Linked DNA regions of Mus musculus: region 2 is linked to region 1. A link is a contact called in ENCODE Hi-C or POLR2A ChIA-PET data. All regions are on one chromosome and are shown on one strand. Each heading gives the region's core, a stretch centred on a gene start or an enhancer-like site at or near the end of the contact. The rest is flanking DNA. Distances are from core to core; before and after follow the strand shown. Region 1 holds the start of Arnt (aryl hydrocarbon receptor nuclear translocator). Region 2 holds the start of Cdc42se1 (CDC42 small effector 1).

What was found. A loop is a pair of places that touch in the nucleus more often than their neighbours do. ChIA-PET counts read pairs that join two places held with the same protein, here RNA polymerase II (POLR2A).
Region 2: a loop to region 1 is called in a map of left cerebral cortex, with 3 times the contacts of the local background. The contact joins the promoter of Cdc42se1 here to the promoter of Arnt in region 1. A Hi-C loop is called at or near these places in 1 of 37 maps with a recorded cell type or tissue (left cerebral cortex). POLR2A ChIA-PET finds 5 or more read pairs at or near these places in 1 of 5 experiments (embryonic stem cell).

The regions. Positions count from the first base shown.
Region 1 is chr3:95,430,182-95,436,772 of GRCm38, forward strand. Arnt (aryl hydrocarbon receptor nuclear translocator) reads left to right here and starts at 4,209. Exons shown (of 22, transcript NM_001037737.2): 1 at 4,209-4,380. The coding sequence starts at 4,356. It also overlaps the pseudogene Gm4349.
Region 2 is chr3:95,225,852-95,232,442 of GRCm38, forward strand. It overlaps Cdc42se1 (CDC42 small effector 1), which reads left to right and starts at 2,573. Exons shown (of 5, transcript NM_172395.3): 1 at 2,573-3,014; 2 at 5,934-6,241. The coding sequence starts at 6,188. Mllt11 (myeloid/lymphoid or mixed-lineage leukemia; translocated to, 11) reads right to left here and starts at 2,826. Exons shown (of 2, transcript NM_019914.4): 1 at 2,233-2,826. It overlaps Gm16740 (predicted gene, 16740), which reads left to right. Exons shown (of 4, transcript NR_108026.1): 4 at 672-807.

The DNA.
Region 1 (6,591 bases), core at 2,959-5,458:
TGAGCTCAGAGGCTAGGTATTGTATAAATGTATATACATTGTAATGCTCTTGTACCGCACTGTCTCCACTGGCTTTGATCTTTTCTGCATGTGTTCCAATATCAGGGAAGTGACTAACTGTGAGTCTTTGGTGAAGGATTTCTACTCTAAGCTGGGACTACAGTATCATGACAGTAGCTCTGAGGATGAAGCTTCCCGGCCCACAGAGATCATTGAGATTCCTGATGAAGATGATGATGTCCTCAGTATTGATTCAGGTAAATGATGAAGCTTTGGTCAGAAAAGTCTTAGAATGGAAGCTGAAATACTGGAAGACAAGTATGTTGCACGTAAAGAATCACATTGTCATTACTTACTATGCCAAATACCTGACTGACTTATTATGACAACAAGTAAGTATTCTTAGCATCGTAAGTGTTTTCTGTATTCTGATTGCTTCCTTTCCCCATTTCAGATAAGGTATACTTATTTTCTGTCTTTTCCCCCATGTGTTTGTGTGTAGTTTGCCTATGTCTGAGTTTCTTTTTCAGTTATGGTGATCAAATAATCTGACAAAATCATTTGAAGGTTAAGGGGGCTGATCCTGGTTCCAAGTTCCAGATCATATCCATGATGGTCGGGGAAATCACAGTGGCAAAAGCCTAAAGCATCTGGTCACATTGTTCTGCAATCTGGAAACAGAGGGAGTGTCTCATCCTGCTGCTCCTCCAATCACTCTCTTTATTTGTGTATTTATGAAGTCTATGGAATGGTACCACTCACAGTGGGCTGGTCCATGAACACCATGAAACATTTAGTAAATACTTCCCTTGGTAACTTTTTTTTTTGTTTGTTTTGCATTGTGGTTCTGATGTGTGCTATGTATGTAGTACATGAAGCAGTAAACTCTAAGCATCAAGTTACAACAACATCCAGTGTCTTCCTCTATTATGTTCTGACTTAGTGCCATTGGGCTAGTTGGCCACTTGGGGATGTGTTTCTATCCAACAAGCACCAGAGTTACATATTTAGCAATGTTCAGGTTTTGTTTTGTTTTGTTTTTTTTTCCTTTTTTAACATGAATTGGGGGGATTCAAACTCAGATTCGCAAGCTTACAACCCACACTGTTTGTCACTCGGGCTATCTCGGCCTAACCATGTAGGCCAGGCTATCCTCAAACTTGAAGTGATCCTTGTATCATGGTGTATTAGTCAGGGTTCTCTAGAGTCACAGAACTTACAGATAGTCTCTAGATAGTAAAGGAATTTATTGATGACTTACAGTCGGCAGCCCAATTCCCAACAATTGTTCAGTCGCAGCTGTGAATGGAAGTCCAAGGATCTAGCAGTTACTCAGTCTCACGCAGCAAGCAGGCGAAGGAGCAAGAGCAAGAGCTAGACTCCCTTCTTCCAATGTCCTTATATTGTCTCCAGCAGAAGGTGTAGCCCAGATTAAAGGTGTGTTCCACCACACCTTTAATCCCAGATGAAAGGCATAGCCCAGATTAAAGGTGTGTTCCTTAACTCGGAGATTCAATCTTCTGGAATCCATAGCCACTATGGCTCAAGATCTTCAAACCAAGATCCAGATAAGGATCTCCAAGCCTCCAGATAAGGGTCACTGGTGAGCCTTCCAATTCCGGATTGTAGTTCATTCCAAATATTGTCAAGTTGACAACCAGGAATAGCCACTACACATGGCTTTTTTTACTACATGATTATAGGTGTAATCAACATGTCTATTATATACTAAAAAAAAAAAGTTTTTAACCATGACTTTTTGTTTGGTTTTTCAACACATAGTTTCTTTGTGTTAATCATCCTGGCTGCTTTAGATCTTAATTTGTAGACCTGGCTGGCATCCAACTCAAAGAGATCCATTGGCCTCTACCTCCCAAGTACTGGGATTAAAAGCATGTAATGCCAGTGAACTACAATTTCTTATATTAAAGTGTGCCATATAGATGTCATGTTTTGTTTTGTTTTGTTTTGTTTTTGTAAATTTGACACAAGCTAAGATCATCTGAGAGGAGGAAAAGCCATTAAGGCAATGCCTCCATCTTGGCATAGTGGTGCCCCCCTTTAATGCCAGCAAATGAAAGTGTGAAAGCAGGTGGATTTCTATCTGTTCACAACTGTTTGAAACTCCAGGTTAATGGGATCTTTCTTGTCTGTCTAATTGTGTTCCAATACTCAGGTGTACTGACTTAAATGCAGACACATTCACATAATTAAAAATAAAACTATTCAAAACCCCAAGAAAATGTCTAAACAAACCAACCAAACCAACCAAATAACCTAAAGCAAGCAAGCAACCAACAAACGAGAAGCCAGCATGATGTCACTGCGCCTCTCACTGCACCTCTTTTTAGTGAATGGGAGTTAGTTCTCTCCTCGAACCATTGTGTGGCTTTTGGAGAATCCAACTTCAAGTACCTTTAGCTCTTGAGCCATCTTGTCAGTTCTACTTCTAAATGTTTTTAAAATTTTTGTGTATGTGTGAGTGCACATGTTTTGGTGTGAGGAAAGTTGAAGATAATTTGCAGGAGTCCTCTCCTTGTGTAAGTTCAGAGCATTGGATCTTGGGATGTTAGGTGTAGCTGTGTAGTGGAGTCGTCTTTATGGCTAATTAAAAAAATTTTTTTTGGTGAATCAGACTGACAACAAGCCAAAGAGTAGTGCCATATGCTTATAGTTCTAACATTGGAAGGAGAGGGTGAATTCAAGACCATTTTCATCCTCATAGTGAATTTGGGGTCAGTCTAGGCTACATGAGACCTTGTTTCAAAGAACAAAATTACCCTCCTCCCCCCAGTCCACATATACATGGTGATGAATATAATAGACTTTGGGTGTTAGTTTCATTCACTTTGCTTCTCACTACTGGATTAATTTGCAAGGTGGCCTTTGTTTCATGTCTTTGGTTTTTGTTTGTTTTTGAGATAGTGTCTTTCTATATATAGCTCCTGCTGTCTTAGAACTCACTATGTAGACCAGGCTGGCATTGAACTCAGAGAAATTGGCCAGTCTCTGCCTCCTGAGTACTAGGATTAAAGGCATGCATCACTATGCCTGGATCTGTTTGTAGTTCTTTTTTTTTTTTAAATATATATTTTTAAGATTTATTTATTTATTTTATGTATATGAGTACACTGTAGCTGTACAGATGGCTGTGAGCCTTCATGTGGTTATTGGGTATTGACTTTAGGACCTCTGCTTGCTCCAATCAACCTCGCCCACTCCAGTTGGTCGGCTCACTCAGTTCCTGCTTTCTCTGGCCCAAAGATTTATTTATTATTCTAAATAAGTACACTGTAATTGTCTTCAAACACACCAGACGAGGGCGTTAGATCTCATTAGGGGTGGTTGTGGGCCACCATGTGGTTGCTGGGATTTGAACGCAGGACCTCTGAAAGAGCAGTCAGTGCTCTTACCCGCTGAGCCATCTCTCCAGCCCCTGCTTGTAGTTCTTGATTTGTAAAATTATAGAATTTATCTCACAGTGTTTTGAGTCGACATTGTCTGTTCTGAATTGCTCAGTTCTTATAATTAGACATTACGTCTGTGTGTTTACTACCTTGTCATTTTAAAAAAACTTGTGACATAGGACACCTCACTTTTGGAGGGCAGAGAAAGGGACTAGTTTCATTTTGTAGTACAGACTGGTCTTTGCATTCTGAGTTCTGGAATACTTGTTTAATAAAAATTCTTTGTTCGTTGTCTCCATTTCAAATGTTGGCATCTTTGGTACCACGTAATCACCCAGCTTTTTCCTACCAGCTTCAGAGCCAACTCTTAAGAATTAGTTATCGGACTTTTACTAGTGACAAAAGTTCATAAAGAAAAAACAACCTAGAATGGATTAGTGATCCCTGTGTTAGAACCTATAAAGAGGGTTTGCATAACAAATCGTCTGTAGGAAGCATATGCTGATGAGCCCACTAAGAAAGAAAACATTTTAGTAAAATGCTCGTTTTCTTTGCATTTCACTGACGTCAATTTGGTTATGAATCTCTGACGCCGAGAAGGCCGGATTAGGGAAACAGCTGGTTGGCTTCCTAGCTCAGGCTTCCTAGCACTCCTCGGGTCACCGGACTCACTGGCCGAGTCACTAGCCCGGCCTCTATGGCGACTTACTGTTTCTATTGGCCAGTTCTCCCAGGGAGGCTGTCTGGAGACTGACCGCGCCCATAGTTTGGGGCGTGTCTTCTGCCCAGGATGGGGAGGGGGGTGGGCGTCCGCCATCTTGGATTCCGCGGTAGCGGTGGCGGCGGTAAGGTGCCTAATCTGCGGAGTGGCTCTTCCCTCCCCTCCCCCAGCTCGGTGGCGGCTGCCCCTCCCACCGAGGGTGGCGCAGGGACGGTGCCATCTCGACCATGGCGGCGACTACAGCTAACCCAGGTGAGGCGGCAGAAAGGACTGACAAGTGCGGAGAGCCAGAGCAGAGCAGCAGGGCCGTGGCGTTCGGGTGTTGGGGGAGGGGTGTCGAGGAGGCGCCCTGCCCGGAGGACCTGGGGAACGGGTGACGGGTGTTTGGGGGCTCCGTGCCCCAACTTCTGGAGTAGTGGTGGCGCTTGGCCAGCGTCTCCACTCTGCCTGCGGTGTTAGGGAGTGTTGTGGTCTTTTAACCCTCTGCCAGCTGATGTTCCCCTGATGCCTAGTAAGTAACTGGGCAAACTGACTTGGTGTAACTGCGAGCGTAAACTGGGCTATAGACGGGGCCACGTTGACGTTTTGCAAAGTCTTGCTTGATTCTACACTTGGTTTACATTTAAATGGAAAACTTAGTTCTTTGAGAATCTGCTCAGATTCTTGTAACTCCTATACTTTGAAATTTAGGGTTTTAGCGTAGTTATTAGTGTCTTGCTGCTGAAGGCAGAGGTTTGGGTAATGGTAATAGTTCAGGACAGGTCTTTAGTCCAGAACCCAGGTTTAAATCTTGTTAGGTCGAGGTGGAGCAACTCCTGTTCTTTCAGAAAAATGTCCCGCGCCATTTGTCTGTGGACGTCCTCTTGCTTGTTTGTCTGTCTGTCTCTGTCTCTCGTTCATCTTATTTTGAGTCTTGTCTCATTCCAGCCCCCGGTTGACTTTGGATCACTGCAGTCTCCCTCTCAGTCCTTTCTACTGTATTCAGTTACATCTTAGGAAGTATTTCATTTTAGTTGGGCTAATTTACCTTGTTATTTTCCAACAAAGTAAATCCATCATTTCCCAGAAGTCTGTATCATCGAAGAGTTTGGAGGGAGGGTTGTGTAATATTGGTCTCTGCTATTTCACATTGAACTTTTAAATTTTATCTTGTTAATGTACTATATTACAGTAACAGGGTACACACACGTATGTATATACATACACACAATAGCTGAAACACTGGGAAATGTATTGTTTTCCCATTATTTTTGGAAACAGCCTTTTTTTTTAAGAGAGAGAGAGAGAGAGAGAGAGAGAGAGTCCTAGAACTTATATGTAGCCCAGGTTGGCTTCAAATTCATGTGTCAATATCAACTTTAAAAAAAATATTTTTAAGCTTTAGAAATTATGTATATGATAATGTCTACTTGTGAGTGCAGGAATGGGAGGAGTCCAGAATAGGGTGTTGGATCCCCTGCAGCAAGAGTTTCAGGCAGTTGAAAGCCCCGTGATGTGGATGCTAGGAACTGACATTAGGTCCTAGAAGAGTAACACATACTCACAACTACTGAACCTTCCTTTCAGCCCCTGAATATCAGTTTTTTAAATCCTAAATTATTATTTTTTTTACATGAAGATGAAGTAAATTGTCAGGAAACTATTGGAATATTTGATGAATTATAGAATAAAACTATACAACTGAAAAATGTTAGAGAAAATCAGACCTTGTAGCAAAATAGCCCATGTCTGATTAGAGTAAACAAGATTTCAAACTGATCCCATGTTGCAAAATCCTTATATAACTCTTCAGACTGCAAAGTGTCTCTCTTGTTAAGGCCGTAGAGACACGTTAGTAAGTCAGAAGCTTTTCTAGCTGCCCTGTTCTGATTTTAAACCAATTACTAAAACAACACTTTCTTGACCAAATAGTCATTTCCTTATCAATATTAGCTTAAGTCTGTAAGCAGGAAATAGTAATTTTTTTCTATTTTTTTTTCTGAGTGGGGAATTTTGAGAGGCTGGCCTGCAGTGTTCTGTGAAGATCAGGCTGGCCTTGAACTTGCAGTGGTCTTCTTGCTTCTATCTTCAAGTGCTGGAATCACTCGCATGTGCCATCCTATATAAACTATCAAAACTTTTTAAAAAGTACGATTTAAGAATCTTTTTTAATGAAACAGTTGTTTGTTTGTTTGTTTGTTTGTTTTGACTTTGGTTTTTCAAGGCAGGGCTTCTATATGTATCCCTGGCTGTCATGAAACTCACTCTGTAGACCAGGATGGCCTCCAACTCAAGATCTGCTTGCTCCTGCCTCCTGAGTGCTGGATTAAAGCTGTGAGTGTCATCACCAGTAGAAATAATTGATTTTATTTATTGTTATTTGATTGCTTGCTTCTTCAATTTTGAGGTGGGCAGAGTCATCATAGGTACTTACCAAACAGAGGGAGAATAGGCTGGAATTCCTTTAATCTTTGCAGAAGCAGG
Region 2 (6,591 bases), core at 1,323-3,822, 210 kb before region 1:
AGCCACACTCCCATGCTCAGCTTTATGTGTGATCTGGGAGTCCAAACTCGGGTCCTCAGCCTTGAGCAGTACTGAGCCATCTCCCCAGCCCCAGCCTGGTACCCTCAGCAATCCTGTCTTAGCTTCCTAGCAGCTGGGATTATAGACATGTACCACCACGCCCCAGGAAGAATTTTGAGGCTGGTACAGTGGCACACTCCTTTAATTCCAGCACTTGGGAAGCAGAGGCAGGCAGAGGCAGATCTCTGAGTTCCAAGCCAACCAGAGTCACACAGTGAGAGCCTGATTAAAAAAATACATCCGATGTGGTTTTATCTTTGTTTCTCCAACAAGGTCTTGATGTATAGCCTAAGTGCTGTTTTATCTGCCTCTTAGTCCTGGAATCACAGGCATGTACCATAATGTCCAGCTAAGAATTTAGTTCTCAGGCTGGAGAGATGGTCAGCAGTCAGGAGCACTGACTGCTCTTCCAGAGGTCCTGAGTTCAAATCCCAGCTACCACATGGTGGCTCACAACCATCTGTAATGGGATCTGATGCCCTCATCTGGTGTGTCTGAAGACAGCTACAGTGTACTCCCATACATAAAATAAATAATTTAGGAATTTAGTTCTCAAAAAAAGTATTTTCTTATATTCTGTTTACTACTTTTTGTGGTTCTAATCTGAATAGCAGGAGAGCCTTATATGGTGGTGGGATTCCTGTGACCCCAGCATCTGGCAAGTGGCAGCAGGAAGATGAAGAATTTGATGTCAGCCTGGCTACAAGAGACCCTGTCTCAAAAAATAAAGTGAGCAGAGACTAAGCTAGGATTTGAGTTATTGTTGATAAACTGACTTCCTAACAACTGTAACCTAAAAAAAGTTGCCTAAATAATTTATCAGGGATGGACAGAACTATCATCCAATGTAAAAAGCTAGTCCAGTGTGGCAGAGCACAGCTGTAGTCCCAGCACTCAGGCTGAAGCAGGACGACTGTGGGTTCAAAGCCCCCCAAAACCAAACCAAGACCATGAACGAATATAAAACAAAAACAATTTAAAAGAAAATGTGTGAGATATTAAAAGGCTGAAAATCTCTAGCTATACCATTGACCTATCGACATGTACAGAGAGACTCAAATTTGTCCCAGAAAACAGACATAAAGGCATATGTGGCATTAAAATAAAAAAGACCGGCTGCTCTTCAGCTATCGTCCCCTTTCTTTCCCTAAATGCTCTTCACCCATCATTTTATCTATTTTTGCTTATCCTAAGGGCTCTGGATGGTGAAAATTGACATATTTGCTCAGTAAATGCCACCCAGTTATTTTATGCAGAGTAACTTCTAAATTTTCATTGTCTATTCTTAGAGATAAAATGATTAGTAGATACACACATTTAAAAGATACACTTTCTTTAAACTACCTGGACACACCCAAATACCCTTTGTCCAGATCCCCCCAAGAGCATTCAAGGCCTAATCCACAGGGCCTTGCTGTGTCATGCTGCCACCATGCAGTCTAAGGAGGGATGGTGGTGGATGAAAATGGAGGCTTCCTGGTATTTCTCATGTTGCTCTAGGATTTTCCTATTAGCCACAATCCTCCCCTTTTTCTAGGAGGAGCTGCAAAGACAAATCTGCTGTCATAAGTAGTTCCTGTGAGCTACACTGATTGCAGCATGCCATCGGGCAATCCCACAATGGCTCCCACCTGTCCCACCTAAAGCCTCTTTGGAGCAAAAATCTGAGATAGGGAGGAGATTGTTAAAGGTTCCAATCACTCTCAATAGCATCTCATGTTTAAAAAAAAAAAAAAGTACCCTACTCCCCAAACCTCCCTACAAGAGACAGAAAATCGAGGGGGATAGAAATACAAGGGAGTAGAGGCTACAATAATTACAGTAGGAATAAAGATTCACCAAATAACTGGTAGCAGAAATTATAGCTTGAAAAGGAAGATATAGATAACTAGACACTAGACAGAAGCCATTAGATGCACAGGGCAAAAATTATAGGAAAATGAATACATGAAATGAAGAGCTAAATGCCGAGAGATGATTACAGGTAAAGTGCTAGAAATGAATGCCTAGGTCCATGGTAAGGCATGGATGGAGATCTTAACAGATAAAAAATCTGGTAACGAATAGTAACCCATTGTTCATAGCGCCCCCTTCTCTCCTCTTAAACTGCCCCCCACCTCGGTCTCACACGGGGTCTTTCAAGCTTAAGAAGCGGTCCCTCGTCTTGGTTACCTGTTAGCAATGAATGACTAGGGTGTTCCGAAGACGGAAGGGATGCCTCAGGGGCTCGGGGGTCGGCTCTGGACTGGAGAGGAGGAGGCTGCTGAAGGAAGCTGTCGCGGATGTGACGGCTTTGTCTCCTCACGCCTTCTCCCTCGTCTGTGACAGAATCTGCCGCTGGGTCTCCCCTGCAATGCAGCCCCTCCTAGCAAGGGCGGAAGCACTCCCCGCCCCCTCTCTGCCTGACTCGGCTAATTCGAGGGATAGGTTCCGGAACACGCTATCCACCGTAGAGCCTCTCCGTCGGCTCGCACCGCACCCCCACCTCTCCAAGTACCCTCGTGCTGACTGGAGCGCATGGCTGAGCAGTTAATTGTCCTCTAACTTAGATGTATGGGTTAAAAAGTCTTCCGGTTAAACAACAGAATGGCCCTCCTTTCCCACTGTAAGGACTAAAGGGGACTTTGGGAGACTCAGAAAGGGCCCCAGCGCATCGTCCTCTCAGCGCCTGCAGCAGGTGGACAGACTAGCACAGACAGTTGGGGTGCCGCGGTTGTCCCCGAGCGCGGTGCTTGCCGCTGTCCCCGCGGGCCACGCCGTGCGCCCCGAAGCTGGGCGGAGCGCTGCGCTCCGCTCTCAGCCCCTGGGTTTCGTAATCGCGTCGCCGGCGTTTCCGCCCTCCGCCAGCCCCACCTCTGCCGGCCCGCCCTCAACTCCCCGCCGTGCCGAGAAGCAGCCAGGGGACCCGGAGTGGCGGAGCCCCCGCCCGCAGTGGGGACGCCGGGGAGCCGCAGGTAAGAGCGCCGGGCGAGCCGGGCTGCGCGCGGGCGGCGGGGAGGGGAGGGCAGGGCAGCGGGGAGGTCGCGATCACAGTACACGCGCGGGCGGCGCAAGCCACGGAGAGGCAGGGAAGCGGCGACTGCAGCGTGGGGCCGGGTGGAAGGTGCGAAGCGACAGGGGCTCCTCGCCGGCCCTCTAACCTGAGAGATCTGCTGTGCTAGAGAATCCGAAGTGGTGCTGGGCCCCGGAAGGTCTAAGCCAGAGTGAAGCAGCCACGGAGAACATTGACAGAGCCAGTACAATTCATCGAAGTTCCCATCCTGGGTCGCAGTGGGTGGGGGACGGAGCTGGAGTCTGACGGAGAATATTGGGGGAGGGGAAGAAATTAGGATCTCCTTCTGTTAACTTTTAAGTATCCCCAGCCCTTCCCTGGGGTTAGGGCAGGGTTGGTGCTCGGACAAATATCTGTAACTTGTTTGAAAATGGGGCCCATTCCTCTCTTGGGAGTCCCTCAGCAGCCCGCTATGTTTGGAGGGTCTCCACACAGGGACCAGCTGCATCCCCGGGCTTATAGCCAGAATTTGCCCACACGATTCTCAAGTCTCTTTCTCTCCAGCTGCTTCTTGCTTCTTGTGAAGGCTTGTCAGACAGCGGGTTGGAGAGGGAGGCCTTGGGGCCGGAGGCAGCGGGACCGGGAGAACCGGTTTGGGGCTACCACAGGCTCGGGGAACTACCTGTGTACATCCTTCCTCCCCACCTCTCTCCTGCTCGCCCCTCTACAGCTCTGAAGTGTGTAAGGCCCACCGGGACGATGACGGTGGTTTAGGGTTTGTCATTTCAAGTTCTGGGTTTCTGGTGGAAGTGAGAGGGGCCCTCCTGTCAAGGATGTGGCTTTCTGCGCTTTTGTCCCTGATCCCTCCTGGCTTCCTTTTTACTGTGGGGATGAAGTAGTGGGCCATGGATTCAGCATCCCACCCTCCCCAGCTAGCCAGCTCAGGCTTTATTTGTTCCCAGCCCATTCGTTGGCTGCTTTGAAGAGGAGTGACAGCCAAAGCTTAGTACTTCCTTTTCTGGCTTTGTTCCTCCTCCCCCCCCCCCCACCCCACCCCACCCCACCCCCAACTCCCGCACTACCACAGTGACCCTGGCTGGTCTTCACACTCTGACACGGGCCTCCAAGTTTCAGAGACCCTAATGTCCTAAGGGAATGGAATTTCCTGGTCACTTCTCATCATCATTGGTGGTTTCACGCCAAGTCCCACACACACTTTCCCTCCACCCAGCTTGGTCAGGTCCCTGGAAGAGAAACAGAACTGTCCTTGTTCCCTCCTCGGCCCCCTTTCCTCTCCCTCCTCCTTCCCGCTTCCAGCATCGGCCACCCCTGACCACGCCGCCGGCTCGGCTCGCTTGGGGCAGGGTGGAGGACGTTGGTAGAGCCCTGCCTCAGTCTGGACTATCTGGTAGTGTTAGGGGTTTCCTCTGATTCTTTATTGTTTTCTCCATTTCCCCCAAGCCTTACCACCTGCCACCATCTTGATGAGCCTTGTGACTGACTTTCCCACTGACCAAGCCTCCCCTCTCAGGGCAGCTGTGCTCTGGACTTCAGTCTCATTACTCCTCCCTTCCAGGGGTGGGAAAGGAAGTGAAAGAGAGTCCAGACTCTTGGGTTCTTTCCTACCCTAGAAGCCTTATTCCACTGTTTGAGTGATCTCATCTCAAGGCTGCTACAAAACAACAAAGAAAAATGTCCAAAAAACAAATTGAACTCGGTTTTTTGTTGGTTTTTTTTTTTTTTTTTGGTCTGTCTAGGCTACTGGAAGGCTAGGCTTCCAGCCTCAAGCCTGGAGGGAAAGGTCCATTCTTATTCATGCTAATGTTTAATATTCATGAGCTGTGCTACCTCCCAGAGCTGGTCTGTACTATAGGAGAGGGAAGTGCAGTTCACACAAGGAAACTCAGCTGGGCCGTAACCCCTGGCAGCAGTGAAAGGGGAGAAAGTTCTTCCTTGGACACAAGTGCTACTGGAAAGTTCCTGTGTCTGGTTCACTGGTGGAGCTTCGAGGTGGTGGGGAGCAGAGTGGGAGACACAGGTCAGAGCATGAGGGGAAGATGAAGGGAGGCCTAAGCAGGCCCTCTGGGGTGTGAGGCAGGAGCTGCACACGATAGGACATGTGTAAAAGGGTGGGGAGGCTGGAAACTGATTCCTCAGAGCAGAAAGCTACTCTTCGAGTTACCCCTACAAGACATGGAGCAAGGGCCACGGGTGGGCCACGGGGAGGTGTCCACAGTCTGCCTAGCTTTCGGGAAAGACAAGGGCAGGTATTAGCTGATCTCTGGGAGGGGTGGCTGAGCTTCATCTGGGGCAAGTAAGAGGGAACAAAGGCAGTGGAGCCAGAAGGAAGCAGTCCCTCTCTTCAGAAGAATTTGCTGAGGTCCACATTACTACAGCTCGTCTCTTTGGAGCTAGGTGGTCCTTCAACAAAGTGTAGGTGTTGGGGCAAGGTAAGAGTAAAGGGAGGGACAGGGCGGAGGCCTTGTTTGTGAGAACAAAAAACCACTATTTCCTCTTCAGAGGCACTTGCACGCCCCTCCCCTGCTGCCCTAGACAAGGGAAAGGGGAGCTGAAGTCAGCAGCACCCCTAACTGTTCATTTCTGTCACTGTTTGGTTTTCTCTCACAGTCTCACCCCAAGTCCTTTTGGCCCCCTTCTTCCTTGGTCCCAGTACTCACTGGTCTTCACCCTGTTGGTGGTCTTTGTGCACTATTCTTTCTGTGAGAAGCAACTGTGAGCCTCTATCTTTGGAGGGGGTCAGTATTGGAGCTCAGTAGTCTCCCAAGAGAGACTCCGAAGATAGAGGCTTATCAGAAGGTTTCTGGGGAGGAGAGAGGGTTGTTTCCCACCCACATTTTATCTTCTTTCTGCTAAAATTCAGGATTCCACATCTAAAGAAGACAGGACCTTGTGCCTGCCTGCCCAAGCCTCTTGCCAGTGCCCCACCAGTCAGAGACTCCGACCTTCACCGAAAGGCCACTTGTTGGTGTCTAGGATTTCTACCTTTTCCCACCCCATCCGGTTGACTGAACCCAGGGTGTTGTTACACCTGCCTGTGAGGACTGGTTGGTTAGCAACAAACACGAGCCCCCTGGGGCCTCTGGCAGCGGCCTGAAGCTGGAACCATCAGGGAACATGAGCGAGTTTTGGCACAAACTGGGCTGCTGCGTGGTCGAGAAGCCCCAGCCGGTAAGTCTCCCCATCCCCACCCTGAAACAGGAATTCATTACCATGTGCTGTGAAGTGGAGACACCATCTCTGATCTGCCTTATGAAAAAACACTTTCCTTACCTCCCTCTTGAGAGGCAGGTGTGTTCACATGTAATAAAGGAGGCTCTGTGACAGAAGAGACAAGTCACCTAGCTGTCAATTAGGCCTGTTCTGAGGTGGGCAGGGGCTGTACCAGCATTCCCTCTCACCCAGAGGTGACTTTGCTTTGTCCTTTCGTTGTCAGCAGGCCACTGTCCTTACCACTCTGGTGACATTGTCTCTGGCTTATGATCTTCCATCTTTGTCTTTCCTACCCTAATATTTGCCAA